Regions from separate parts of the Homo sapiens genome. Here all the other regions are linked to region 2. A link is a loop called in an ENCODE intact Hi-C map of the cell type or tissue named here. Cell type or tissue: PC-3. All regions are shown on one strand.

Evidence for each region. Hi-C counts contacts between places; a loop is a spot of excess contacts. Peaks named below come from ENCODE experiments on the same cell type or tissue, not always from the same donor. Only the 100,000 strongest peaks of a DNase experiment are listed, where the experiment ranks them.
Region 1: it touches region 2 in a loop (9-fold over the local background); 7 of 110 quality-filtered maps call a loop at or near these places.
Region 3: a loop joins it to region 2, with 3 times the contacts of the local background. A loop is called at or near these places in 17 of 110 quality-filtered maps.
Region 4: it touches region 2 in a loop (9-fold over the local background); 64 of 110 quality-filtered maps call a loop at or near these places.
Region 5: a loop joins it to region 2, with 10 times the contacts of the local background. A loop is called at or near these places in 16 of 110 quality-filtered maps.
Region 6: it touches region 2 in a loop (19-fold over the local background); 12 of 110 quality-filtered maps call a loop at or near these places.

The regions. Positions count from the first base shown.
Region 1 is chr11:35,483,013-35,488,012 of GRCh38, reverse strand. All of the region lies in intron 3 of PAMR1 (peptidase domain containing associated with muscle regeneration 1), which reads left to right. Among named protein-coding and RNA genes, the nearest start is that of PAMR1, 40 kb to the left of the region's middle. RefSeq lists a silencer at 2,025-2,074. In PC-3, CTCF peaks have their summits at 280 (motif pointing left), 1,918 and 2,130 (motif pointing right); DNase peaks (open chromatin) are centred at 2,182 and 3,402; H3K27ac peaks cover 1,460 bases.
Region 2 is chr11:35,819,549-35,824,548 of GRCh38, reverse strand. No RefSeq gene overlaps it. Among named protein-coding and RNA genes, the nearest start is that of LDLRAD3, 120 kb to the left of the region's middle. In PC-3, a CTCF peak has its summit at 2,289; DNase peaks (open chromatin) are centred at 2,248 and 2,528; H3K4me3 peaks cover 307 bases; H3K27ac peaks cover 378 bases.
Region 3 is chr11:36,032,624-36,037,623 of GRCh38, reverse strand. It overlaps LDLRAD3 (low density lipoprotein receptor class A domain containing 3), which reads right to left. Exons shown (of 6, transcript NM_174902.4): 2 at 1,375-1,521. Among named protein-coding and RNA genes, the nearest start is that of MIR3973, 25 kb to the right of the region's middle. RefSeq lists an enhancer at 4,211-4,505. In PC-3, no CTCF peak of the experiment used is centred here; a DNase peak (open chromatin) is centred at 2,533; H3K4me3 peaks cover 1,066 bases; H3K27ac peaks cover 2,770 bases.
Region 4 is chr11:36,129,183-36,134,182 of GRCh38, reverse strand. The region is part of intron 4 of LDLRAD3 (low density lipoprotein receptor class A domain containing 3); the gene reads right to left. Among named protein-coding and RNA genes, the nearest start is that of MIR3973, 120 kb to the right of the region's middle. In PC-3, a CTCF peak has its summit at 2,270 (motif pointing right); no DNase peak of the experiment used is centred here.
Region 5 is chr11:36,054,438-36,059,437 of GRCh38, reverse strand. The region is part of intron 2 of LDLRAD3 (low density lipoprotein receptor class A domain containing 3); the gene reads right to left. Among named protein-coding and RNA genes, the nearest start is that of MIR3973, 47 kb to the right of the region's middle. In PC-3, CTCF peaks have their summits at 2,705 and 2,919 (motif pointing right); no DNase peak of the experiment used is centred here.
Region 6 is chr11:36,147,003-36,152,002 of GRCh38, reverse strand. The region is part of intron 4 of LDLRAD3 (low density lipoprotein receptor class A domain containing 3); the gene reads right to left. Among named protein-coding and RNA genes, the nearest start is that of MIR3973, 140 kb to the right of the region's middle. RefSeq lists enhancers at 1,954-2,133, 2,013-2,586, 1,526-2,725. In PC-3, a CTCF peak has its summit at 1,876 (motif pointing right); a DNase peak (open chromatin) is centred at 2,102; H3K4me3 peaks cover 566 bases; H3K27ac peaks cover 2,784 bases.

The sequences.
Region 1 (5,000 bases), 340 kb after region 2:
GTCCTAGGCTGAGACAGGAGGAAAAGAATTATTTATAGGTAGCATATCTTGTTTGTTAGTAATTATATGGTAGGAACTGTGCTGAGCACTTTATGTGCCATGTCTTGTTTCATCTGTACAATCACCCTATGAAAATACATACTCCCATTTTATAGATAATGAAACTGAGGCTCAGAGCTGTGAAGTAACTTGCCTGAGGCCGTACACTTTGGGGTAAAGCCCAGGACGATTCCAGACCCCTTACTCTTGTTCTTAACCACAGTCCTAGTCTGCCTCCTGCTGGTGAGTTCTCCCGTTTTCTCTGGGAAGTAGGGAGTGAAATATCTGCTGAGAATGAGTAGAAGTGAGGTTGGGGCTTGAAAGTACCAAAGGTTTGGGGCAGCCACTTGAGGAACAAGAAAAGGCACCAGCTGGTGTTAAGCTTAAAGCATATCCAAGCGAGACGGAGGACCCAGTCGAAGCCAGAGTTCCTAGGGAGGTGATGCAGTCAGTTAGGACGTTGGCTGATGCTCTCTGGAAGTGCAGCAGCAGAAGGGAGTAAAACCAGTTGTTTTGTTGATCCAAGAATAAGCTGAGACATGACTGACCAAGGATCCCAGCTGGGAAGGACATGAAATCAGAAAGAGCCTGGTAGAGGGGCAATAGGGACAGGAGGTCTTAAGTGGAAAAGCAGGCTTGGTGGTAATGAAGTAATGGAACACATAGGTGGAATGGGTATTATGGTCAGAGAGTAGAGTTTCTAAGTTGAAGCTTTCAGGGATGGTGGTGATAAAGTGTTCAGTTTTTTTTTTTTTTTTCTGGGTAACTAACAATCTCAAAGGACAAATGTTTGTTCTTTCTCATGGGTCTGTGAGTTGGCAGGCATTCCACTGATTTCAACTGGGCTGACCTGGGCTGGTTGTGCTCCAGGCTGCAGGGCTTAGGCAGAAGGGACAGCAACCATCAGGGGATGCTCTTCTCAGGGTGGGTCGCAGAAGCACAAGAGGTCAAGCCAAACACACAGGTGCACATAAGGCCTCTGCGCACATCACACTCACCCATATTCCACTGGCCAAAAGAAGTCACATGGCTAAGTTCCCAATGAGTGAAGTAGGGAAGTATATGCCATCCCAAAGGAAGAGGGGTGGATAAATATTTCTAAACAATACTTCAGTCGCTCCATGTGAGTAAGGGGGTTTGTTCAGGGTGCAGGGGACAGGAAGGAAAGAATATTTGCATGCAAGAAGTCAATACAGCAAATGGTAACAAAACAAGGATAGCAGTCACCCAAATGTTATGAAACAGAAAATATTAATATTCAGAAATCCTGAGCATGTGTCTTTTTAAATAGCACCTACTGGTCAAATCTTGGGTTGCACCTTGGTGTAAGACGCTGTTTATGGAGCCTCATTGATTGGGCTGGTGATTGTGTCCATTTGAGGGTCCAGGCTTTCTCAAGGACAGCAGAACTGGCTCAGAGCAACCAGTCTATCACCTAGGCAGGCAGAACAGAGAGCTCACACCTTCGTGCATTAATCTACCCATCCAGTCAAAAGATATTTCTTGAATGGATGCTTCTAGGTGCTGGATGTACAATGATAAGCCAGACGGGCATGGTCTCTGACATCTTAGAGCTTGCGCTTTAGAGAGGAGATTTTTTTTAAAGTTAAAAAAATAGAATGTGGTCAATGCTATGAAATTGAAAAAACAAACTAATGGTCAGATTCTATCCGATCTGTGTTGGTTCAGTTTTGCTTGTTCAATTACGTTATGCTTGTTCTGAGAGCCTCATTCCACACAGTGTATGTTACCACTGCCATGAGCACTGATGGAGCATTTCTTATGGAGCACTGGGCTGGTCACCAGGGAACACAATGATTCCGCAATGAGTTTACAATCCATCTGTGAAAACAGTGCTTGACCATAAGAAGACATCAATATGATGTTATTAGGTTCTTATCACCCTCACCTCATACTGGCACTAAATAAATGTGTAGGGAATTCATAGGAAGAAGTAATTCATTTCACTCTTTGTTGAATGCCTGCCTGGTGCTGAGCACTATGCTGCCTGCCTACGTTAAGGGTCGCCTACATATGGCTGGGACACAGCGCCGGAGCCCCATGGCAGTGCAAGCATTTTCCCACTAGATGGCGCCCAAGCGATCCTTTCAGACAACGTTATCCTGAAGGCGCTTCCTTCTGAGTGTCTCTGAAGAGCCTGGGCATTTTTTTTTCCTGAGTACCATACAGAGCCTTAGAAGGAGGGAGGAGTGGCGGGCAAGTGCCAGAAGGATCAGAGCTGTTTTATATGTGGGTTAGAGAGCATCTGGCACTGAACAGATGCAGTAGCACCTTTATTTGCTCACTGTCCTTGACAATGTTTATATTACTAACCTAACTAATGACAACCTTAAAATTCATTATGGAATTGATTCATGCATAACCATTGGCAGGTTGTATTATCCAGGAGGATGGGCAAACGGCCTGAGGCTATTGAGCCCAGGAGAGAACTTATTCACATCTTTCTGCCCAGGAAAGATTGGTTTAGTAATCTCAGAATATCCAGACTAAGAGCTACTGGCACTTTATCGCCATTAAAAAAAGAGCTGTTCTTTCTACCTTTCTCCACTCTTTAATGTAAAACCTTCAATTCTACAGAGAGTTGAAAGAATAGTATACATCCATATGCTCCTTTCCAGGATTTGCCACTTTTTATCATTCTCCAACATCTGGCTCTCTCTCTCTTTTTCTGCACTTTAAGACTCATGAATTTTAATTTTTTTCTGTTTCATAGTGTTATCATAATTTTTCTTTTGATGCTTAGATTGTTTCAGATTTGGCCCGTTAAGCAGGCTGCACCTCATTTCTCCTTGAGCACTTACTTGCATTCTACCCCTGACCCTCAAATGTTTTAAGTTCACCTTGATTTTCTATGCCCAGGTCTTGAAACAAGCTATTTCTCCCTGCATCCTGGTTTCTTATAGTGGGAAATTGTATTTAGGAACTGCGATTTGGGTGCTGGCTATTAGAGGTGCTGATATCCAAAGTCGAAACCAAGGCTTCCTCTTAGGGTTTCTTAAACTCAAAAGTTGCGTTCTGAAGTGGAACCACTCTGCTGACTTCCACTGCTGACCACTGGACTGGTGTTGGTTTAGCTTGGCCCTAGGCTGAGTTCCTTGGCCATCAAAAAAGATGAGCAGCAGGAGGGCCCAAGAGCGACCCAGAATGCCACACTTCTAGCTGGCATGGCAGTGATCCCAGCCTTTCAGTCCCTGAAGGATACTGGGCATCTAAGGAGGTTAGGAAAGCAACCCAGATGAGAGGATTTATGGGGAGAGATTATAGGTCCTTAATACATTTATCTTCTTAGTCATATTTTGGACAGAGGCAGAGAAACAGAGGAACTGGCCATAAGCCATGCCCAAAAATGTTTGTAGGGTGAGTTATCGGAGAGGAAGAGGATTTGTGCAGGCCGATTCCTGAGCCATAAGTAGGAATGATTAAGAGCAAACTTAAGGGGAGTGGGGAGAAGGCTTACAAAGCTGTGTGTTACTGACTTTCGGGGCTGCCCTCCAGGGGAGCTGCGGAATCGCCTAGGGTGGAGTTACTGAAAGCTGCCTCATCTCGCTCCAGACTTTTGTGTCCTGATGCTCCCAGAAAAAGAACAATGCTCAGGTCGATTCAAACTGGGGATGGTATTAGGTGGCAGTTAGCAGCCTGGGCTTGGATTTGAATCTCTGTTTCTTTCCTGGCTTTGGGCAAGGTTACCCAATCTTTGTGAATCTCAGTTTCCTCATTTACAAAATTGGGATCCTCATAGTGGCCTTGAGAGTTTTTGTGAAGATTAAGTGAAGAACTGTCTATAAATCCCTTAATATGGAGTCTGGTATATAGTAAGTGCTCAATAAATGGTGGATAGAGTCTGGTATATAGTAAGTGCTCAATAAATGGTGGATGCTATTCTTATAATCCAGAGCCATGAAATGAGCTCTATTTGTTAGTTGTTGTTTTGGGTGGCAGGGGAAGAAATCAATATAGGGCCAGAGAAGAAAGATAATAAAAGAGAAGCCTTTAAGGTTAGAGAATACACACTGGGCACAAGGAGGTAGTCTTCACCAGACAAAGTATTGTATGGCAAATAGTATTTTATATTTTATGTGCTGAAGCTCTTTGACCACAGAGAATTCATGTTTAAATCTTTGCAGAGGATTTTATGTTGTTAAAGAACTCATCAATCATAGCTCAGCTTCTGGTGAAGGTATAGAAGGATGTGAAAGACCTTCCCTCCTGCTCAAACAGTAAGAAATCACTAGATTAAACCAAAGAAAATAACAGTTTTCATTAAAACCATAATATGAAATCTAAAAGAATTTAAACTCCAGAGGGGTGAATTCTTCCAGGATGAGCAAGAGATTCGGGATGCTTCATACTTGAAGGCAGCTGCTGCGGTTGGGGGCAGGGCAAGTGCAGGAAGGGGCCTACCAGAGAAGGAGGAGGAGAAGACAGGAAAACTTTTGAATCTATGGGCTGACCAGTTGAACTTAAATCTAGAAGAGACTCCAAGGCAAAGACAATCCTCTCCACCAAGTATTTTATTAAATGGAATTTGCCTGTGCAAGCAGAGGCTGGAATGAGGCTACGAAGCAGGAGATCTTGGGATGTTGTCACCTTGCAGCTTTATAAGCTTGTGGTCTCAAAGTCTCACAGTCTCATGGGCTCACAGCTTCCCAGTCTTGTAGTCACAGGAGTGCAGGAAGCTGGGGGAAGGAGGAGATGAAAATCAAAGAGAGATTTCCTTAGGTTTATGGGGTTTGAATTTCAAGGCTCTTCTGGTGAGATTATAGCTTCAGTCCTGCCCCAAATCAGCTTAACCCTTGATTGGGTCAAACTGATTCATCCCTGATCAGTTCTCCCACCAGCCTAATAGAGGAGAGGGCGTTTGCAATCAAAGGAAACAATAGATCTCTTGTTGTGAACAAGCAAGGAAATAAGATCTACATTCAAGAGAACAACCAGTCAAA
Region 2 (5,000 bases):
TCCTGCTCTAACTTTCCCCACTCTGGACAAGTGGACAGATCAGTGAGCTGAAAGGGAGCCCAGGTTTTGGAGGCAGATATCCCTGGGTTTGATTGAACTTCAGTTTGGTTATTTACTCTGTACCTCCCTCGGCCTCAGTTTCTTCATCTGCAAAAGGGCCTTAACAAGGCTTCCCTTGTGGGGGTGCTGTGAGGACCGCAGGGTCTTAGAGCTTTGGGCACAAGTCATAGTGAGTCTCTCTCAAGCTGCCTTACCTTCTGCTCCGAAGCCCCAGGTTAGCTTCCTCCTCAAATCACAGGAACAAATGTAGGCACCATCTGGGTAAAGGAGAAAGGTGGTACCTTCTGGCAGGCTTTTGTGGGCATGAGGAAACTTCCCAGAAGCCCCCGCAAGTCACATGCTCATTTCTGAACCACTCATGACCAAGAGGGCGGGACTTCCCTTACACCAATCAGGTCGGCCCCTGGAGCTGGGAGACTGAGCCTGTTTCTGGAGGCCCCTGGGAGCGGGAACCCCTGCACCCAATCCTGCAAGAAGAGGGAGTAGACACCCACTCGTTAGGCAGCCTGAAGTGCCTGTTCTAGAGGCAGTTTGCAAAATGCCGGCACATAGTAGGTTATCAGTTCGTGGGAACTCACCCTGTGGGGATTGGGCAGATTGCCACGCCAGGTCTGTAGTGCCGGTGGCTACAGACAGGCAAGCTCAAGGTGCCTTTCCTTAATGTTATCTAAGGTCATTAAACCTCTAAATAAAAGGGAAGGCAGAAAATGGAGATTCTGAGACAATCCAAGCAGCTCAGAGTGATTGGTATCAAAATTATAATGTCTATAAAGTCATTTTAAATCCATATTGCATTTGACTTTTTAAAAAACCTGTAACGCTTCTCCCTATTCTCTAAGGTATAACAACAGAGCCCTTTTTATTTAGTTCTCACAACCACGTTAGACTCTTTTGGGGGAAATTATAGAGTCTGTCCTGTTACCTCTTCTGTGCTATCTGGAGGGTCTTTGCACCTGGTGCCACAGTGATTGTGACCCTGGTAGGGGTCAGTCTAGCTGGGTAGAAATCAGCCCCCGCACTTTATAGTTGTTGCACTTGGGCAAGCTGGCCTCTCTGTGCCTCTTCTTTCATCTAGAAAAATAATAGTACCTAGCACTTCAGGTTGTTATGTGATTAAAACAGTTTCATTTTCTCTGACAGAGTGGCCTGTTTAAGATAAGGAGAATTTTTGAATCTGGGTAGATTGGATTCTTGCCACTTCCTGCTATCTCATCAAAGAGCCAAACATAGAACAGGGAGGGCTATGTGAAGGAATGTGCACTTCATCAAAAGCATGCATTCCGTTAATTTAAAGAAATTATAGTATGATTATTCTATCATAGCAACAAGATATAAATAGATATTAATAAGTAAAATCAGGTTAGTTGCTGAAAAAATACCATTCATAATAAGGTTGCATTATATAAATGTTTGTATATGTAAATGTCCTGTAATGCCCATGGACTTTAATTGCTGCATTTGGCATGGAAAATTGCCAGCTCTGCTACTACTAGTGGTGTGATCTCAGGCAACATTCTTTACCTCTCTGAGCCTCAATTTCATTGGCCATAAAATGAGACTAATTTTTTTCTTGTATTAAAGGACCACATGAGATAATGTATGTAAAAAGACTGAAAACTGGAAAGTACAATAGTTTTTTAGGTATTTAATCATTGTTGTAATTAATAGCCACAGTGAAAATATATTCAAGGACAATGTAAAGATTTGAGCTTACAGTTTCAAATACCAACCTTAAGAATGATCCAGAAATACTAAACTCATGTGTTTTTTTGTTTGTTTTTAAAACTATGACATCTATAAGTTGGAGACATTTGCTTTTTGAGACATTGTCTTTTTTATTATATAATCTTTAGTCCTCATGGCATCCTCTTTAGAGACCAAACAGCAATTAGTGAACTGTTTCAGACAGAAATCTGGATGGTCCAAGATCCTGGATTAAGATAGCTCTCTTTATGAATGCATTTTCAGAGTAAACAGGAAAAGTGTATTAAACCAAGCACTTCATTGTGGATAAGGAAAATCGATATCCTGTGGGTTGGACTGTTTTTAGTCTTACTACAAAAATGGATGCACTATTTATACCTGTTTTCTCCAGTCATGGCTATTAGCTCTTCACTTCAAGTTCACTCACTCAGCCACTACGGTGGAGAGCCAGTCATTGTAGGTTAAAAGCAACTAATGTTAGACCCCTGCTGGCCTGGTCTGGCACTGCACGGGGAAACACAATCTCCGATTCTTATTAGTGGGGAAATTGGTTTACAAAAGCAGAGCTGAGACGCCAAGGATTTGGTTTTGCCTCCCTTGATATCTAGGTGCCAATATGGGAGCAAGAAGAAAAGTGGGATTTGCCTTACAATGGAGAAGTTCTTGAGGAGGAACTGGGGATTATAATCTCCCTTCAGGGCGGTTGGGACTTGGATCAGCCTGCCCCACAAGCTCCCTCTTCATTGCTAACAGCTTGGAGGCTGGCACTGAGCTTTTCCATGTGTTCACACTCATTGTTGGTTGCACTCTCCAACCTCTAGGGGGCGCAGAGGCGTTCGCCTCAGCTTTTTTTTTTTTTTTTTTTGAGACAGAGTCTCACTCTGTCCCCAAGGCTGGAGGGGGCAGTGGCGCGATCTCAGCTCACTGCAACCTCCGCCTCCCGGGTTCACGCGATTCTCATGCCTCCACCTACCGAGTAGCTGGGATTACAGGCATAAACCACCATGCCCAGCTAATTTTTGTATTTTTAGTACAGACGGGGTTTCACCATGTTGGCCAGGCTGGTCTCCAACCCCTGGCCTCAAGTGATTCACCCACCTCAGCCTCCCAAAGTGTTGGAATTAGAGGCGTGAGCCACCACGCCTGGCCTTCAGCTTTTTCATTTTGTTGCTCCAAGACAAGGAGCCGGGACTAGGAAGGGTCAAGGGCACGATGGAGCGCTCAATGATACACGTGATGCGGCTGCTACAATAGGAGTCGTCGACTGTGGGTAAAAAAGCAACCAGAATTACAATGCTTTTCCTTCTTGTGGTCTGTACTTTCTCCTCTTCTCTCGTGAAACTGGAATGAATGGGGCCCAGAGAAAACGAAGCACAGAACAAGAGAAGGATAGCAAGAAGGGCCCAAACAAAACAAGAGCCTCAAATGGGCAAAGCTTTTGTTTTGGGGAAAGGGATCTCGGTTAATGCTCCTGTTTGGTAGAAATCAGACATAACAGGAATGAGGTTAGGGAGTGGTAAAGTGGTAAGGGGCTTGGCTCCACTTCCAACTCAGTGTTTTTGGTTAACATGAATAGGTAAACCCTAAAGGATTGGGATTGGGGAATCATGAGAGATGGGAAAAATCCCACTTTTCTTTGCTTGAACATGGCCTAGCAGATGACCTTTTCTTCTCACAGTAGAGAGCTCTAAGGAAGGTTATCAAAGTCCAAAAGTTAGGGTTTTAACTCATTTGACCTACTCTACTGGCCCTATGACTTGAAGGTCACAGTCGTGAGATGGGATTATACTGAGAACCAGGGTATCGTTCAACAATGTTCCTTGATCTCTTCCTCATTAGGGCTTGTGCCTCTTCAGAGTTTGGCTGGAGTGACACAAATCCACTCTTCCCAGTTAAAGATAAGTCATCCTGATTAGCTTCCCAGAGAATGTTCTGTGATTGCAGGAAGGAAAGTTGTGATTGCCAATCTGAACTTGGAGGCCTCAGTGATTTTCGGAAGCACTGTTTGCTGGGCTGAGTCAGCAGAGACAAACCTAACCTTGATTTTCTGGAGAGTGTTCTTCTACAAGGACAGATCCTCAGACACTTAGCCCGTCCCCTATTAATGAATACTGACGTCATTACCACATTTTTTGCCCTTAAAAGCAATGCTACATGATCATTCTTATGCAAAAAGCTTTGTACCTATGTCATATTTCTTTCAGGAAGATTTCTAAAAATGGGGTTGGATACCACCAAATTTCCTATCCAATAACCTGTTTTATTACTACACCAATCAAGTTATGATAATGATGCTAATATTGATAACTATTTCATTTCTTGATAACTTACTATTTGCCAGGTACGGTTTTAAGCACTTTTCACCCATTATCTTATTTGATCCTCTTATCAACCCAGTGTGGCAAGTTCTATTTTGGAGATGAGGAAATGGAGGCAAAGGGCATATAAGTTACTGGTTTAAAATGACTTAGTAAATGCCAGACCCAGGCATTCTGATCTAGAATGCCTCCCATTATTCACTCAAAGACAACTTACCTCTATTTCAAGAATAGAGAGCTTGGGCAAAAGGCAGCCACTGGGCTTAGTGAAGTTGGCCACTTCACCTGGGAAAGGAAGACAACTGGAAACATTTAATTGGAAAAGTTTTTATTGGAAATCTTGAGCCTTCATTAATAAATCTTTGATGTTGATATAAAAATCCAAGTTCAAGGTCACAAAAGGATTTCACTTCAGCTGTACCTATGCAACCTCCTTTTAAAATGCATAATTCAATCAACACAGTTCTACTTAACCTCTGCCAAACAACTGGCTGAACTGATTTTTTTTCCAGTTAAATTAACTGGTTGTCTTGGTGGTTTTGTCATGTTAGGCTGAGTATTGTGAAGTGAGATGGTGGGTTGATCCAATTCAAGGCCATACTTTGGTTGTGCATTTCTAAAAACAAAGTCACTTGATAGGTGTGAAACATCACAATGAAAACTGGGAGCCAATCAGGCAATAGCTTTTTCCAGGCATGTTTGTTGTCCATGAGCTCTTCTAGATGAAGCTCCTTTATTTCTGGGAGAGGAGTAGGAGGAAGCTGAGGAAAGGGATGAGGAAGAGACAGGAAAGAGAGCTGCCCCAGTAAGTGGGGATATTTATTCTTTATCATTGCTAAATGCTCTTGTTACCTTCTGGTGGGTCTAATAATCTCCTAAGAAAATACCACTCTTGTGTCTCTTCTTACTTGGAAGTTC
Region 3 (5,000 bases), 210 kb before region 2:
TTCAAATGACTGACTGGGCACAGTGGCTCATGCCTGTAATCCCAGCACTTTGGGAGGCTGAGGTGGGCGGATCATGAGGTCAGTAGTTTGAGACCAGCCTGGCCAACATGGTAAAACCCCGTCTCTAATAAAAATACAAAAATTAGTTGGGCACGGTGGTGGGTGCCTGTACTCCAGCTACTCAGAAGGCTGAGGCAGGAGAATCGCTTGAACCCGGGAGGTGGGGGTTGCAGTGAGCCGGGATCACACCACTGCACTCCAGCCCCGGGTGACAGAGCAAGACTCCGTTTCAGGGAAAAAAAAAAGTTCAAATGATTAACCTGTCTTCAGCTATTTCCTCAGCTGGCTTCCAGGGAGACAGCAGGCTCAGAGCCAGGACACATAGTTCTCCTGTCAGACAGGCCACGTGGCCTGGTGCCCAAAGCACATGAAAGAGCCAGGAACCATCGTCCAGTCATGTGGTCTCAAGGCAATCCCCTGTGAGACAACCCTGTGCCCACCACTTGTCAGTCATGCTTCCTACCTACCAGGGCACCCAGGAGGACAACCACACAGGGCACCATGGCCAAGCTCACTCTGCAGAGACAAACTGAAGAGGAAGAGAAATACACCTCTGCAGGGCAGGGAGCAGGATCATTTGACACCACGGACCCCTCTCAACTCACATCCCCGGTGCCTCTTTTCTCGTAGATGATCATCAACCCAAATCTCATGCATGTTTCGGCGTCATGAAACAGGTAAAGGGCAGAAAAGGAGGTGGGGTGGGAAGGATCACAAAACCATTTGATCCTGGTGGTGCCCATTAGAAGATGATGTCCCCAGCAAAGCTCAAGCCATATCTATCGGCAGAGAAAAGGGGATGGGAAAGCACGTTACTATGTATTCAGTCCCAACTCCATGCTGAATACTTGGCAGGATGCTATGCCTCATTTAATCATCAAGAAAATTCCACGGTGCTCTGTAAGATGGTCACCAGCATGGACTCTGGTGTCAGGCAGCCCTGGGTTCCCAAGTCCAATGTGCCACTTGCTGGTTTTAAGATGCTGCAGCCACATAACCTCTGGGATGCTCAGTTGGCTCGTACATAAAGCGAAGGCAAGGATGGGACTCCAGGGTAGGGATTAGTAGAGCCTGATGGTAAAACCTTCTGCTCTCTCAAAGCGTTGGCTCCACCACCACCAAGATCCCTGTGTCTACACAGAGCATGTGACTCTGAGATGGAGATACAGCAAAGAAGCAGGACTGCTGGCAAGAGGCACAAAACCACCAGCTTGCAGCAAGCAGAGTGTGCAGGGTCTAAGCCTGCTCAGGACCTGCTCCCCTCTGCCCCAGGATGGCTGCCACCCCACCCCAGCAAAGGGCCAGGCCACTCACGGCACTCCTTCTCATCACTCTTGTCGAAGCAGTCAGGCAGCCCGTCACACTGCCAGGCGCCCGGGATGCACCGTCCATTGCTGCACATGAAGTTGCCTGGTATGTTGCACTCATTGGTGAAGTTGTTCCCGGGGAGCAGCTGGCTCTCTGTCAGAGAGAGGGGACAGGTCAGACGGCACAGCAACAGCAGGGACCTCAGCGCCCCTCAACTGAAAGGTGTGTGGTTTGGTATAGGTGAGACTTCTGGTAGATGACTCAACCTCTCTGACCTTCAGTTTCCTCATCTGTGAAATGGACTAATAATCTGCCCCAGTCCACCTCCAGAGATTCTGAGAGGACTAAATGGAGAAATACAGGGAACAAACATACTTGAATGTCAGGCACAAAATGGGTGTTCACTGACTTTTTTTCTTTCTCCATCAAAGACTGGTTGTAAAATCCAAATGTTCTTTTCTGGCCATCAGCAGTGGTTAAAAATTAAAATTCTAGACAGGAGTGAGCACTGGACTCCCAATGTCTCCAACATTAGGAACTGCAAGATCTTTCCAGGCCTCACACTCTGTAGCCCTTACAATCACAGAATCCTTGAAGTTGGGCCAAGTTGGAAGGAATACCGGGAGATCATTTCACTCTAGGAAACAGGAGCCCAGACCTATAAAACCAACCTGCCTGAGGTGGCACAGGTAGAAAAGGCCACATTGAATCTTGAACTTGGGATTTGTAACCTCCAGCAGGGTCCCAAGGTCATGGAATTGCCTTTCAAGAGTTACTGGAAGCTGAGAACCAAGCTGCAAGTTCAGATTCAACTCCACTGAACATGGTCATAAAGTGCCAAAGCCCCCAACCCGAACAGCCAACCCTCAGGCTAGAAAGCAAAGAGAGAACACCAGTGCTGTGGCGGTGGAGGTGGGCAGGGTGCTGAGTTCATCTACCAGTAGACCCTGGGGGGAGATTTTCAAGGGAGCCAGGATCTGATCGATCTGACCAGTCTGATCCATTGTGATCAATGGCTGAGAGATAAGGAGCCATGTGAGTAAAAGAGTTTTGGGGAAAAGCAGGAAAAAAAAAAAAAAAGACCAGTCCTTCAGCACACCACAACTCCAGAGCTCCCTCCTGAGTCATTCCATAAGCATTTACTGGACATTTATGACCAGATACTTGTGCTATGTTCTAAAGATGCAGAGATAAAGGCTAGGGCTTATTATACCTTTAGGCTGGAAAGGCACACACAGCAAAATAAGAACAGGGATGTCTAGACCCGCCTCGGGGTAGCAGAAGAGAAGGTCCCTGATTCTCTTTCATAAACCTTGCCAAAGAGAAGCATCTCTAGATTTCCAGATCCCTAACATCATATCCTCCTACAGGCCACTATCCTTTATGCGTGCTGTTCTTTTTACCAGGGATGCCCTTCGGCCTGCTGGGTCTCCCAGTAAATCCATACACACCCTTCAGCAAACAAATATGTCGCCTTTCCTCTGACGTGTCCCCTGGCTTTTCCAAACACAGATGAGCACTAATTCTGTAGTCTGGTGATAGTACCACTGGGGTGATACTAAAAATATTTTATAACTAGAACAAGCGGGCAACAACCAATTGCAATGGACACCGTCACAGGCAAGCAACACCCCACCGGCCTTGTTGCATGGAATTTCCCTTGTAGACCATCTGCTGCATTATACAGAATTAATAACGCACATGCACGTTTCATTACTGAAAATGAGCTTTCATCGCTCACTGGAGAACTCCAGGAGAGAAACTACAATGAGGGGCTCTACCCTGCCCAACTGCCCACATCAGAATCCTAGAAATCTCCCTTGTCCCCTCCTCAATCTATCAACCCCTATATGTGGCCAGTCCCCGACTCTCCATTGCCACAGTTGCGACTCCAGCCAAAGCAGCCACCCTTTCTTACAGGGATTGCTGCACAGCACAACTTCCCAACTTGGCCTCCCTGCCTGCCAGCTTGCCCCTCTCCAACCCACTCTCCCCTCTGTGGCCAGAAGGATCTGTCTAAACACCAAATGAATCATTTCTTAACTTTAAAAGGTCATTGAATGGCTCCCTGGTGTCCTTAAGATAAAGTCAAAATTCAAATAAATCAAAAAAGATTCCGAGAAAGAGGGTAGCATCTACAGTGGATGTTGATAGACACACAGAGATAAAAAGTAAGCACCCTTCAGGTCTAGAGAACAGTGTCAGCAAAGACTCTGTGCAGGAAGACGTAGCCCAGAGCATGGAACAACATGGAATTCAAAAATCATGCAGCTCTGATTGTTAGGAAATGCAAAGGTATTATGCTACTATTTCTCCTATTCTGCTGCAATTTCTCCTATTGTAGTGCAAAGTCAGCCATCCCTAATTAATCATGATGCTCTGTTCCACCGAGCCAAGAATCAATATGAGACTCCCTCTCAAGACCGGACTCCAGAAAGCCACCAACAACCCTGAGAAGAACATGAAACCAATTCACCATCTCCAGGCAAGGGCTTGAGGGGGACCCTAGAAGGGCAGCCAGGTACTGGATACTAGCCAGACAACAAATGCTCAACCCAGAAAACCCCCACATTCCAGCTGTTTGCTAACAACTGCTCTGTTGTTAGAGAACTGCTCTGTAGCAGAGAACTCTTCAGGGGCCTGGAATGTAAGGGTCATTCTGCTTTGTTTGGAAATACTTACACTTGCATTTGTAGAGTTAGCTCCTCCAAGGCAAGCCCCCCTGGAAACGTCACTGCAACTGTGAAATCTTGTTCTGATAAACAGATTTTTGGAGCGGGAAAATTGGCCAGATTAGATTCCAAAGTACTTGCTCTGAGAGTCAATAAGGCTGGCGGCACATGGACTTGACAAATGGATGGGTGGATGCAGAGACTAAATACCATGTCTGTTACACACAGGTGGTCCTGCCAGCCATGGGGCTCAAAGTGCTTTCTCAGCAGGACCAGGGATCCTGGGGCCTGGTGAACAATAACAGAGAGGCACATGCTTTTTGCTCTTCTGAGCAACCGCATTAGGCATGCAGCTGGTGCACAGCCGTGTGCTTTAGGGAAGTGACATCATCAAACTCAAAGCATGAGGAGGGCCGGTAACGGTAGCTCACACCTGTAATCACAGCACTTTGGGAGGCCGAGGCGGGTGGATCACTTGAGGTCAGGAGTTTGAGACCAGCCTACCAACATGGTGAAACCCCTTCTCTACTAAAAATACAAAATTAGCCGGGTGTGGTGGTGCACACCTGTAATCCCAGCTACTTGGGAGTCTGAGGCAGGAGAATCGCTTGAACCCGGGAGGCAGAGGTTGCAGTGAGCCGAGATCACGCCACTGCACTCCAGCCTGGGCAACAAGAGCAAAACTCTGTCTAAAAAAAAAAAGGCATGAGGAGAAACTAAGGCAAAGGCAGGTTAAATCTTATTGATTCTGTCTTCAAAAACCTGCCTCAAACCCATCCAATTTGCATCACTCAACTGGCACCACCCAATCCAAGCCGCCATTATCTCTTGCCCTTTTCAACCATGGGTTTTCAACAGGGATCAATTTTGCCCCCCTGGGAACATATGGCACTGTCTGGAGACATTTTGGGTTGTCATGATGGGGAGATGGGGGTGCTATTGGCGTCTAATGGGCAGAGT
Region 4 (5,000 bases), 310 kb before region 2:
CCATAAGATGCTGATGTTATGATTTTTGCCTTGTAGGAGGTAACTTGCAGACAAACAAGATTTTTTCCCCAGTGTCTGGTTGCCCATCCAAATGTCTGATGTCCTTCTGATTTTATCTCCATTCCTGTTATACTTGATCCAAAATTATCTGGGTCGCTATGCATGCATGTGTGTGTATGTGTGTGTATACATACATGTTATATATATATATACTTGGAAATCTGAAAGAGGGAAGAAGGAACAAAGCCAGATTTTTCTCAGCTTTCAGTTCTTTCAACTAGAACAGACATTTAAGAACCCACACCCAAGCAGAACTGGACCATTTTATCCTTCGATGTAGAAAATGGGCCGGGCGCGGTGGCTCATGCCTGTAATACCAACACTTTGGGAGGCTGAGGCAGGCGGATCACAAGGTCAGGAGATCAAGACCATCCTGGCTAACACGGTGAAACCCTGTTTCTACTAAAAATACAAAAACAAAATTAGCCAGGCGTGGTGGCAGGCGCCTGTGGTCCCAGCTACTCGGGAGGCTGAGGCAGGAGAATGGCGTGAACCCAGGAGGCGGAGCTTGCAGTGAGCTGAGACACAGCCTAGGTGACAGAGCAAGACTCCGTCTCAAAAAAAAAAAAAAAAAAGAAAAGAAAAAGAAAACGGACTTGGGCTGGGCATGGTGGCTCATGCCTGTAATCCTAGCACTTTGGGAGGCTGAGGCAGGAGGACTGCTTCAGCCCAGGAGTTTGAGACCAACCTGGAAAACAGAGCAAGACCTTGTCTCAGTTTTTTCCAAAAGAAAAGAAAAGAAAAGAAAAGAAAAGAAAAGAAAAGAAAGGAAAAGAAAATGGACTCAGGCTGGGCATGATGGCTGACACCTGTAATCCCAGCATTCTGGGAGGCTGAGACAGGAGGACTGCTTGAGCCCAGGAGTTCGAGACCAACCTGGACAACATAGCAAGGCCCCATCTCAACTAAAAAAAAGAAAAAAGAAAATGGACAAATGGACTTGGCCTTCTTAGGCCATAAGGAAGATGAATCATCACTGCAGGAGATGCCAGAAAATGCAAAAGGAGAGCTAAGTAAGTTTAAGTTTCCAGATAAAAGGTAAACAAAGGTAAAATTTAATGAGCACATACCATGGGCCAAACACTAGACAAGAGGCTGTTTTAATCAGTATCTCATTTATCCTCTCAAAATAAAAACCCCAAAACACTATAAAACTCATTCTATTATCCCCAAAAGGGGGGAACTGAGGCTGGGGAGAGGAAGTCACTTGCCCAGGGTCACGTGGCTGGGAAGCCACAGAGCTGAGGACCAAACTCAAACCTGCTGACTAACGTGGTGCTCTTCCCTCTGTATACACGGCCCCGCATGAGTACGTTACTTATGAGTGCGTTAAAACAAGCCAAAAACCCCACATGGGCTTAAACCGCTGCATTCACTTGACAAGCACTATGTAAGGTCCTCTCCTATCGGGACTGTAAGGCGCTCAAAAGTGATGTATGGATAGGAAGAAAAAACGCAACATCACCTGAAACCCGAATTAAAAATCCATGTGCTTCTGAGTCCTGAACAATTTCTCTATCACAAAATATTTACTGTGGCTTTGTGACCTTCGACAAACCACCCAACCTTTGTGTGCCCCAGTTTTCTCATCTATAAAACGGGGAAATAATGACACCTACTCCTTCTGGGTTGTTGTGTGATTTAACAAATTTTAAATATAAAGCACTAAGAACAGTGTTGGGCACACAGTCAACACTGTGTAAGTTTAGCCACGCTGCATTATTGCTCTTATTAGATAATCACACATCATTGAAGCATGTGTACACACACACACAGTCACACGTTTTCTTTTTCTCTTCTCTCACACAAAAACGGGTTATTGAGACACATTTTCCAACAAGAGACAGTGGACTTGGCAAAGGAGCCTCTTAATGCAGCCTCCTTTATTTTCCGTCTTCCGCTCTCCTTTATAAATAGGTTTGGCAAACTGATGCTTAATAGCTTAATATCGTGTTCATATTAATCTCACCCTGTCTGAACTTCAAAGGGACACACTGTTCTGACTGCTAATGAAATGAATTTTAGTTGTAAGTTTCCAAGGGATCAGAGCTGGAAAAAAAAAAAAATCCCAGCTGATTTAAAAAGACAAACATCTCCTTGGTGCTCTTTTAAAGCTATTTGGGTTTTACAGAGCCATCGCCCCAAGCAGGGGAAATCCAACAGCCTTAGCCTGGCCAGCACAAGGTCCCACAGACGCTAGATGGCACTAGAACATGCTCGAAACAAAGACCACCCAGCACCTAAGCTCCTCTGGTCCTTTGCCCAGCCCACCCCAGGCCCCAGGTGGGTTCAATGAGGCAAGATGTGTGATATAGACTATACAAACTGGAATAAACCATGCAAATGTTAGAAACTATAAATAGGAGTCAAGGAAGCAATATTACATGCTTGGACAAAATACACCCAGGTATTCTTTTCTGGATTTCAAAAGGCAAATCATCACAATAATTCAGTACTTAATGCTACTGAGCCATACACTTAAAAATGGCTAAGACAGTAGGTTTTCTGTTATGTATATTTCACCATAATTTTTTTAAAAGGCAAAGCATCCCCAATAATAGGAATAGTATAGTGTTTTCATTCCTAAGAAATAAATACAATAATGTAGTCAGTTACCATCTCTTACTCTGGTATAATGTATTCTAGCCCCAAAGCAACAAAAAAGTAGTTATTTTACAAACTGGCTCGTTCCAGGACACTGCCAGGCAGCTCATACCTCTGTTCATTTCGAAAACCTCACTTTATATAAATACCAACCTCCCTATCCTTGAGAAGGCTCCGAAGCAGGTTATTCTCATAGAGAGAAAGCTCTTATGCCCCAAACCAGCTTTGAGATGCGTCTGCTGCTGCCTGGAGCCTCACCATCTCCAATTCATTTGCGTGGAAAGGCAAGACAGCTCGTTTAAGCACAGATTACTGGTGGTGGGGTGAGAGCTGGGAGAACAGGGAAAGCCTCTCAAGGCATGAGCCTTACAGGCATGAGCCACTGTGCCCGGCCTAGAGTGGTTTTTCTGATGCCAATGTGGATAAATCTGCTCCTCTGGTTGGCCACCCTTTGAGCCAACTGCACAGCTCAGGTTGGATTCCAGCTGGAAGTCAGGTGAGGCATCCTGAGATGCCTGGTCTCACCTGGGTTGTGACGGGTACCAGGTAGAGGCTTCTGGCCACCAGCAGGGTTAGATAAAGACATTAGGATCCTGAGAATGGGAGGCAGTCCATGAAAGAGATAGTGCGCACTGGACTTGGACTGAGAGAGGCCTGGGGCTGAATTCCAGATTCCAGAGCTGGCTCCTTCCAGTAGAGTGAACCTGGGCAACTCTCTCAGCCTCAGCCTCTACCTACCACTGCCAAGTGGGGATGATGATAATAGCTCCTCAACCAGCTGCTGTGAGGACTACGTGGGCTGATCTGTAAGAAGGACCTAACATTAACATAGTGCCTTGATGAAGCCTGAATGACTCGCACAAAGCAGGCGCTCAGACCAGGGTTGAGGAGAACAGGGGAGCTGGAGGGGCTCGGAGTCATCACTATCTTAGCAGAAGTGGTTGCTGCTTTGTGGATAAAACTGGCGGCAGCTTGCCCCAGCCCTGCGAGTCATTCAGGCTTCATCTGGGCAAGGAAGCATTCCCTCCAGCCTTCTGCCCTCCAAACTTCCTTCCGAACCTTTTGATGGCCTCACGCTGTCCTGAGGATCAAGGCTGGGATCTTAATACTTTTTCTAAAATCCAGCCCCTTCCAGCCCCCGTGGACACATCCAGACAAGCCTCTGCACACTTCATTTGTGAGTTCTATCCCGTCAGCCCCATTCTCTTTACCTTATGCCCTCACAAATGCTGCTCCCTCCACCGGGAAGACTCTTCTCTTCAGGGTCTTATCACCCTTCAGGTCTCAGCCAAATGCCCCTTCCTCAGGGAAGCCCACCGTGCTACTATCGTGTCCTACACTTTTCCTTACACGAATCATCACACTTGAAATTGCCTGTTCAATGCCTGTCTCTCAACTCTTCAGTGAACTGTAAGCATAGGGTCTCAGCTGATAAAAGCTAGCCATTACTATTACTATCCATTCAACAAATATTGACTGAGCCCCTCCTGAGTTCCAGGCACCACTATGGGGGCTGAGGATACTGCAATGAACAACAAACAAAACACGGAAGTTCCCTCCTGGAGCTTTTATCTTACAGAGGGAGACTAGCAAACAACAAGAATGAATGTAAGGACAGTGTACACCCAGTGGTGATAAATACTACAGAGAAAAATATAGCAGGGAAGGGAAAAGATGCAGTTTGATAGAGGGTGGTCAGGGAAGGTCTCACTGAGCAAAGACCCAGAGGAGGTGGGTGGATTGGGGAGAGTGTTGGGGGTGGTGAACATTCCAGGCAGGTTTTAGGGCCAAGAAGGAGGCTTAGGGCAGATGTTTCAGCTGGGATGCCTCCTTCCACATTTTCTGACTGCCTCAGAGCAATGATCAATTGCATGGCCTCTCTATGCCCTAGGTAAGGGAATCCACGCAACAACCTAAGTCATGCCTGTGGCTCCCGGGAAGGGACCTGGCACAAAGGACGATTTATAAAATCTGAGTGCAGAACATCCCTTGGGGTCCCAGCAAGGTCGGATTTGATACTGGCTCACCTCCTCTGAAGGGACTCTGGGACAGGACCATTCCTAGTTCCTCGTTCAACTTTCATATTGGCCTTCTAGGTTGGCACAGGCTATTGGAGATGAAGGCTCTGGGGCTGATTTCACAGGGAATCCCAGACCACATACCTCTGCTCAATGTTCGAATCAGCAAAACACCAAGTCCTGCTTGCAGCAGCCTCTGCCATCGACAGTTGCAAGCCAAATCCTTTGGGTTTTGTTTTTGTTTTAGAAAGGACTTAGAAAAGGGCTAATAGTGTTCTTCTCAGAAGCAGGCAGAGAACAAATGCCATATGCTCTTCT
Region 5 (5,000 bases), 230 kb before region 2:
TAAGGAGTTTGAGTTCAGAATTCTAGCTGTGATGAGAAGTCATTACAGGGGAGTGACCTTATCTTTTTTTTTTTTTTTTCTGAGACAGGGTTTCACTCTGTTGCTCAAGTTTGTGTGCAGTGGTACAATCATGGCTCACTGCTGCCTCAACCTCTCATGCTCAAGTGTGCCCCAGCCTCCTGAGTAGCTGGAACTACAGGCATGAATTACTGACCAGCTAATTTTCTCATTTTCTGTAGAGACAATGTCTCACTATGTTTCCCAGGCTGGTCTTGAATTCCTCGGCTCAAGTGGTCCTCTTACCTTAGCCTCCCAAAATGCTGGGATTACAAGTGTGAGCCACTGTACCTGGCCTGATTTATCCTTTATAAAAGACCACTCAGCTGCCCTGTGAGAAATGCTCTGAGAGCACAGAGGGAGGCACAGAGGGAGGTAAAGGAAGCAGGAAGACCAGTCCAGGGAGTGACAACAGTGCCTTACACTAGCACAGGAGTGGGGAAGACAGAGAGCTGTGAATGAACTCAGTATCCTCTAAATCAGGGTTCCTCAACCTCAGCACTCTTCACACTAAAGCTGGATAATTCTTTGTTGAGGTGACTGTCCTATACATTGTAAGGTGTTTCACATCTTTCCTAGCCTCTATCCATATACACCAGCTGCAACCCCAATTGTGACCATCAAAAATGTCTCTATACATTGCCAAATGACTATGAGGGTTAAAATCACCTCTGACTGAGACCCACTGCTTTAGAAGTAGAGTTGACTGGGCTTGCTAATGGATTAGAATAGGGAGAGTGGGCAATTACTAAAACAGAGGACTCAAGAAGGATTTCTAAGTTTTTGTATGTAACAAGGTAAGATCATCTCAGACATTCAGAGGGCTCTCCCTCTATACCAGTGGACTGGGTTTTGATTTGCAGTGCCACTAAATCATTCATTCATTCAAACAGTCCACAATGAGTGTCAGCCAAACCCGATGCCAGGGATGCAAGCATAACTTAAAGAGCTCGCAATCTGACAGAGACGCAGACCTATAAGCAAATGGAGTTGATAAAGTAGGTCATATGCTTCAGAAAAACCCCCAAGACTGACCAGAAGCGTGAAGGAAGACGTGGCTCTTTGCTTCTGGGGGAAGTGGTGTGAGTGCTCCAGTGAGATTCCAGTGTTGTGCCTGGAAGACAGAGGCACAGAGGGAAATGGCATGTGCCACAGCACCAGGGTGTGAGACAGAGCTGGCGGGCGGAGAGCAGGAGGGAAGGAGCTGCTGCTGAAGAGACAGGAGGGACCAGCCAGGAGGGCTCTCTAAGACACACTTGATTTCATGTGCAATCTGGGAGCCACTGGAGGGTTGTTGTTATTATTCCTACTACTTATTACTAATGATTAAAGGAAAATCAAAGAGACATCTCCTGAGTGCTCAGAGGGCATCAACCCCAGTGCTGGGCGCTCCACTGAGATGAGGTACTTCATCCCTCCTCCAGATGAGAAAACTGCAACCTAAAGAACTCAGTGACTTGCACAAGATTTCTTGGCTGACAAGTGGCAGAGCCAGGATGTGAACCCAGACCAGCTGGCTCCAGAGTCCACGTTAAGCAAGGAAATGGTGACGCAAATGTGTGGTTTCGGACAATCATTCAGGAAATAAAAATATCTGAGGATCACTAGTTTATGGAAATAAATGAGCAAGGGAAAATGTATTAGATGGAAAGGTCAGAATTCATTTCCAGGCAACTGACGATCCAGGGAGGAAGACCAAGAAGGTAGAAGGGCAGCCAAGAGATAGTGGGCAGAATCTCAGCAAACAAAGGAGAGAAGACGAAGAGGCAGTCTGCAGTGTCCAGTACCGCTTCAAGGCCAAGTAATAGCGTATTTCAACATTTGCTGGATCTGACAACTAAGAGATTCTTGGAGCAAAACATTACTGTGGAGGATGCAAAAGCCAGGTGCAGAGGGCCAAGGAGTCACACACTGGCTACAACAAAGGAGAAGGAACAAGAGCCAGTGGGACACTAGCTTGAGGAAGAGTTTGGGGCCAAGGGACAGACGAAAGATGAGGAGGTAAAGAAGTAATTACTGCGAGGAATTCACAAACTTGAGTGTAGATTAGGCTCCCCCGGCGAAACAGGATACAAGTGGGCTTCTGGCCCCATCCCAAACCCAATAATCAATGTTTCCCAAGTTGGCCTCAATCCACCAGGGACCCTGACGATCACAGGAACCACTGAGTGAGGCGGCGTTTCTCATAGTGTGGTTCCTGGGACACTGGCAGTTTCCTGAGTCTATCCTAGGCCTCCTGATTGAGAATATCCCAGAAAGGTCCTGGGAAGCTGCTTACTGAAGACTCCAGGTCATTCTGATACAGCCAGCTTAGCTCCCTGAAAATCATAAACTCTAGACCCTTGTGGCTCAAAGTGTAGACCTCAGACCAGTGCATCAACAGTCACCTGGGGGGTTGTTTGAAATTCAATCAGCCTTACCCCACATACCTACTGAGCCAGACTCTGCATTTTACCAAGACCCCCATGCCTTTTGAATGCATATAAAGTTTGAAAAGCTCTGGACTGCAATACAGGGAGGATTTGGGGAGTGAAGGGAGAGGTATCGTGTACCCTCCTGCCAGACATATTTAGTGGAGAGTGCCCTGAGAATGCTTGCTGCTAATTTTAACAGGAGATAGCAAAGTGTTCCTCAAAGAAATCTCCTTCAAGGTTCTGATGCTTCAAGCCACTGCTGCACCCTTCAGGGCTGAGGAGCTAAGTCAATCATGATTTCAGACATTTAAAATGCAATATCTTTTTGCGGCAATGGGAAAGTATTGCACTTTATGCATTCCGAGAGCTCCAAGTGAATCCTGAAAACCTCCTCCATACAGACCTGCCGTGGTGTGCACTTACCCACAGGGGGCAGCACAGCAGAGTGGTTCAGTGGCTCAACTCAAGCCAGAATGTCTGCTTTCAAAACTTGGCTAGGCCACCCAAGTGCCTCAGCCAGTTACTTAACTTCTCTAAGCCTCAACTCTCCAACTGTATAATGGGGATACTAGCAGAACTTAGGTGATGTGAGGACTGAATGAGATCATCCATGCAGAGCATTGGGCACAGTGCCTATTATATAAAATTCAGTTGCTGTTTAAAGGCAGGCTGTCAGCCAGGTGCGGTGGCTCACACCTGTAAACCCAGCACTTTGGGAGGCCGCGGCGGGTGGATCACAAAGTCAGGAGTTCGAGACCAGCCTGACCAACATGGTGAAACCCTGTCTCTACTAAAAATACAAAATTAGCCGGGCGTAGTGGCGCATGACTGTAATCTCAGCTACTCAGGAGGCTGAGGCAGGAGAATTGCTTGAACCTGGGAGGCAGAGGCTGCAGTGAGCTGAGATCATGCCACTGCACTCCGGCCTGGGTGACAGAGCAAGACTCTTGTCTCAAAAAAAAAAAAAAAAAAAAAAGGGCAAGCTGTCTGACCCCAGAACCCCTACACTACATGCTCACTTAGAGTCTCTACCATTTTGCATAACCTTAAAGCTACCCAAACTCATTCCTACATGTGCAGGTCCACCTGCAAGAAAAACATTCTGTATTTTCACAAGGAAGAGAACATTCCATTGAAAATTACAGAGGTCTGTAGTTGTAAGGGTGCTTGAAGGTAACATAACAGAACCACTTTATAGATGAGAAAACTACGGCTGAGAAAAGCGAGAGTGCTCACCCACAGCAAGAGTTCATTCTTTGCACCAAAGTATACTAACTAGGAAGACCACAGGCAAGTGTCTTTTAGCGCTGTGGTTTCTACCCTGCACACGGGCACTGTGGCTGCACAGGCAATGGCTGAACCAGGGAAGACTGGCCCTTCTGGGCCGATAGTGCCATCTGCCAGTCCCCCAGGCTGTGCTAAGCAGTGGGAGTGCCCCTAGCACCATGGAATTAAATGGAGAAGCCAGTGAGGCTGCCAGGAACCCTCTGTTTCTGAACATGAAAGCCCTTCATTAGCTTCTGCCTCTGGTTTTAAATCCAAGCAAAATATCTGGATACCATGGCTTGAACTGATGATAATAGGCATCTATGCAAGGGCTGAGAGAGAAAGAGAGGGAGGGATAACACTCTCCAAGAGTTCATACCCCTTGGGACCCAAATCAAAAAGGAGAAAAGTTGAGAGAATATTTCCCTTCAGAAGAAAAATTAATTACAAGCAGGAATTGGGGTCAGGGCAGGTGGAAAGGGAGGATATGAGGCTGTTAAAGTGAATCAATCAAGTGATCCTTTAAAAGTGCTGAGAGAGCAAGTGTGTGTGTGTGTGTGTGTGTGTGTGTGTGTGTGTGTGTGTGTGTGTGTGTGATCCATCCACACATCCATCCATCCATCCATCTATCCATCCACCCATTCATCTATCCATCCATGCATCCATCCATCCATTCATCCAACCATCTATCCATCCATGCATCCATCCATCCATCCATCCATCCATCCATGCATCCATCCATCCGTGTATCCATCATCAATCCATCCATCCATGCATCCATGTATCCATCATCCATCCATTCATCCATCCATCCAGGCATCCATCCATCCATTCATCCATCCATCCATCCATCCATCCATTCATCCATCCATCCACCTATCCATCCACACATCATCCATCCATCCATGTACCCATCATCCATCCATCTATCCATCCATCCATCCAAGCATCCATGCATACTTCCATCCATCCATCCATCCATCCATCCACCCACCCATCCACCCATTCATCTATGCATCCACCCATGCATCCATCCATCTTCATTCTTTTTAAGCAGCAGCTTCTGTTGATGTTTTACAATTCTGTTCTTCCATCAGCAGAGAAATCAAAGAACTGGGTGATGTCAATCCTGTAAATAGCCAGCATCTCTGGGAAGATGCCAGAGGGCATGTTTCTATTTAGAAGGAAAAGAAGGCTCAGTAAAGTAAAACCCCATGCTCTAGGTTCCATGCAGGGTCAAGAAGAGCTGCTCTTCTACCTTGC
Region 6 (5,000 bases), 330 kb before region 2:
AGCTGGTGGTGGTCACAGAAGTCACTGCAGACACTTTGGGGTAATTTTCTCCAAGTCATCCAGCTAAAGTGTTGGGGTCAAGTCTATGAAGCTCTCTGGTAGCCCCAGCTCATGATCTAGCATTTCCTTGTAGTGGTACTAAGAGACAAGACAATAGTACTCAGTGGGCTGGGAGGAACTGTTTATTTTCCTTCCTTTTATTCTATTGATTGATTGTAAAGTCTAGCCTGCTTGGTAGAATTCATGCTAGCGCCAGGGTCTCTACTACAGACACTGATGTGTAACTGGCACTAGACAGGACTGGGGATTTTGACCAATATACATTTATCAAGCTCAATGGAGGAGGTGGAAGACTAAAAACAATTCAAAGTGGGATCCCGCCCTCACGGAACTTAGCATCTATTAAGGAGGGAGCGGAGTGCCATGGAAAGACCATGGGCTTTGGAAAGAGACCTGAGTTGACTACAGCCCAGCCCAATTGTTTACTAGCTATGTGGCCCTGGGCAAGAAACTTAACATTTGTAGCCTTAGTTTCCTTCTTCGTAAAATGGCGGTAACAGAGTCCAACTGTTAGGGCTGAGATTATCTATATGAAGGTCTTGGCACAGTGGCCAGCAGTGCCTCTCTTCTGTATTCGATGTAAATGGCACCCCCTGAAGTTTTGCGATGTGCACCCCTGGCCCATCTTACTACACAATACTGTGTATTGTGTAGTAAGTGCTCAATACACAGTAGCTGCTATTATGACTGTCTCTAATGTTACCATGTGGGTACATCAGAGCTGGGATAGAATTCAGGTCATTCCCAGATATGAGCATGATTCACTGAAACAGCACCATGTGAATTACAATTTGAACAACTGGAAACCTCTGGCCTGGCTAGACTGGTGAGGGCGTTCTAGACAGACAGAAAAGTGTGCCTGAAAGGTGGGAAACCAAGGATTGTTCAGAGGTGCCTATGGGTGCATGTGGTGAACAGATCAGACCTCGGAGAACTTTCCATGTCCAGTAAGAGATTCAGCTTTATGCTACTGGCAATGAGGGGCTATTGTGTGTTTGAACACAGACAGCAAGACAAGCAGGACTGGGCTTTCAGTGACAAGGACTGGAGGTCAGGAAGGCTCATTAGAAAGCTACTGCAAAAGCAGGAGGTAGAGAGAAGGCCAGAATTTGGGCATGGGCATTCAGCTTCAACAAGGGATCTTTCTTTCTTTCTTTCCTTTTTAATTTTTTATTTATTTATTTTTTTGAAACAGAGTCTTGCTCTGTTGCCCAGGCTGGAGTGCAGTGGCTCAATCTTGGCTCACGGCAACCTCTGCCTCCTGGGTTCACACCATTCTCCTGCCTCAGCCTCCCAAGTAGCTGGGACTACAGGCGCCCGCCACCACGCCCGGCTAATTTTTTTTGTATTTTTAGTAGAGATGGGGTTTCACTGTGTTAGCCAGGATGGTCTTGCCTTTTTTATTTTTTTTTAAAGAGACAAGGTCTCGCTCTACCACCCACGCTGGAGTGCACTGGTACAATTATAACACACGGCAGCCTGGGACTCCTGGGTGCAAGTGATCCTCCCACCTCAGCCTCCTGGGTAGCTGGGACTACAGGCGTGTGGTACCACGCCTGGCTAATTTTTAATTTTTTTGTAGAGATGAGGTCTCACTTTGTTGCCCTGGCTGTTCTCAAACTCCTGGCCCCAAGTGATCCTGCTGCCTCAGCCTCCCAAAGTGTTGAGATTACACGTGTGAGCCACTGTGCCTGCCTTCAACAGGGAATCTTTAAAGAGTAATATTCATGCCTCATTTATGGAACAAATATTGTTCTCAGTTCTCAGATACCGGTGTCCAAGACAGACACAGCCACTAGGAGGCAACATTGTTCTTCCCTAGAGATGGGACACCACACAGTCCCCAGGTAAACGATACCCCCTGCAGCCTGGTGGATAGTTCAAGAAAGCTGTTTTGGGGAATGAAAAAGGACACCCCACCTTCCACCTCATCCTACCACACTCCCTATTCCACCGTTCACGCCTGCCCTGGCCTGGTGAATGCCAAAGCAATGCTGTAAGAGAGACCCAGGGCTTTAGCCCTCAATTCAGCCACATTCATGAGTCATGAGTCATGAGGAACATGAGTCATGAGGAACAGTCATGAGGAACACATTCATGAGTCATGAGGAACAGACGCAGAGCCTCAATGGGGCCCCAAGTCAGCAAGGGATGCACCTGCCCCAGCACTTCTGGAAGCTCTGGCACTGTGTTCAGTGCCCTCATACCCTGGTCACCAAGCCCCAGGAGATGGTTTTCTACCCAATTACCAACTGAGACAAACGTGGCAGGACACTACAGCGCTGGGAGCCACAGACCCTGGCCACCAGCCCAGAAGCAGACTCACAGCTCTGACATTTTCAACAGGTAGATAGGAGCAGCGAACAGATTCAAACTCCCTCTCATCCTCATCTCTCACCAGCTGGACAACACTGCTGTGCAGGGACAGCGTCTCAGACACAGACGGTGCTTCTTGAATCATTTGTCTTTCTGGGGCCTTCCAAGTTGGGTTATTTTGTCCTATCCTTTCTAGCGACTGCATACTGATACTTTCTTTCCCCTTTTTCTCTTGCTTCCTGCCAACTTAACTTTATCCAGGATGGTCTTTGCATTTGTTGTGCCCACAACTCTCCAACCGCTATTCTTTTGTAGATTTTATCTGACAGATTTCATTTTACCTTCTGCACAGGCATCTGACCATCCCCTGACGTCTGATGTCTTCTCCCCTCCCAGGCCTGAGTGCCTGATCATTCCCTCAAGAATCTTGCAGAAAGGCCATCTTCCCTGGCTACTCCCAAATGGAGTTCAAAGCTCCCCTTTTCTGCTACCTTGGTACTCAACAGAACTCATCATGTGGGCATGAGTCTGTCCCTCTTCTTAGATAAGGAGTTTCCAGACGCTGTGGCCAGGTGTTCTCTCTTTATCATCCCAGTGTGCGACATGGGGCCTGGTTCATCATACGTATCAACACAGTTGGCTAAATGGATGGATGCACAAGGTAGACTGAATGAAGGACCATTTCACTAACTTCATTTGTCTCTCCTAGAGCAGCTGCCACCACCATCTGTTACAAAACCTTCAAACTGAAATGTTACTTCAATTCCTTTCCAACACTTTCTGCCTACCCAAGCCAGGGGATGCCTCCTTCACAGAGCTGGTCATCTGTGGGTAGCAGAAGACAAGTGAATGCACCATGTCCCTCAGACCTTTGAAGATATAGCTTGGGAGTCTTGCTGGGGTAAAGTGGTCCTGGCTCCATTCCCTGGCTGCTTCATGTTCCCAAGGGTCATACAAAGACCCAGAGTCTGAGACTGCAGAAAACCCCAAGACGGCCCTATCTCCTTCTCCTTGGCTGTCACTCAGATTCCCACCCAAACCTCCTCCAACTCCATGACTCTAAACACAGGATAGACTGAAGCATTCCCTTCTAGTTCTACTGGTAAATATAACTGTCAGAAGATTTTTCCAAAAGCAGGCAGTGAGAGAAAAATCATAAAGGCAGCAAAGTCCTCGTTAGGGAATAGAAAAGTTGGATTTGCCACCAAATGAACCGAGATGCCCCTACAGTCACCCCAGAAAATACACCCTGAGTGTATCGAGATAGTCATCTGAGCACTCGCAGATGTCTCCTTCCCGCTTCCAGATCCCTAAAGTGACAGGGCAGGGGTTAAAACACAAAGATCACAGGGTTGAGAACCAAGGAGAGGACCATCACTGGGCTCCTTTTCTAAAATCCCTATGCTAGATATATAACATTTATTTAATAAGAAAAACAGAAACAATGAAAACAATCTGGCCAGGTGTGGTGGCTCACGCCTGTAATCCCAGCATTTTGGGAGGCCGAGGTGGGCAGATCACTGAGGTCAGGAGTTCAAGACCAGCCTGGCCAACATGGTGAAACCCCGTCTCTACTAACAATACAACCATTAGCCGAGGCTGGTGGTGGGTGCCTATAATCTCAGCTACTCGCAAGGCTGAGGCAGGAGAATCGCTTAAACCTGGGAGGTGGAGGTTGCAGTGAGCCAGGATTGCACCACTGCACTCCAGCCTGGGCAACACAGTGAAACTCTGTCTCAAAAGAAATAAAAATAAAAATAAAAAACAACTAATGGAAAAAAGGAAAAGAAATAAAGGCCCAGGCAATAAAGACTCAAGCTGGTGGCTCACCCTTGTAATACCACAGGGCATATGCAAAGTCAGGTATTGCTTTGCAGTGATGTAAGAGGTCAGAATCACAGGAGTCTGGCAACTGCAGTGTCAGATACATCATACCACAGCCCCATGAGGAGATATTCTGAAACACTGATTGTTTTAGGAATTGTTAATAACTTGAGAATGTGTACATGATACTATGTGTAGGGGGTTGAACTGTGTCCCTCAAAAGTTATGTCCATGTTCTAACCCCTGGTGCCTGTGAATATGACTTTATTTGGAAAACGGGGTCTCTGCAGATGTAATTGAGTTAAGGAACTTTAGATGAGATCATCTTGCATTTAGACTTGACCCTAAGTCAAATGACTGGTGTCCTTTTAAAAGTAAATAGAGGGGCCGGGTGTGGTGGCTCATGCCTGTAATCCCAGCACTTTGGGAGGCCGAGGCGGGTGGATCACAAAGTCAGGAGATTGAGACCATCCTGGCTAACATGGTGAAACCCTGTCTCTACTAAAAATACAAAAAAATTAGCTGGGTGTGGTGGTGGGTGCCTGTAGTCCTAGCTACTCGGGAGGCTGAGGCAGGAGAATGGCATGAACCAGGGAGGCGGAGCTTGCAGTGAGCCGAGATCATGCCACTGCACTCCAGCCTGGATGACAGAGCAAGACTCCGTCTCAAAAAAAAAAAAAAAAAAAAAAAAAAAAAAAAAAAAAGTAAATATGGGGGCCAGTCATGGTGGCTAACGCCTGTAATCCAGCACTTTGGGGGCCAAGGTGGGTGGGTCACTCGAGGTTAGGAGTTGGAGACCA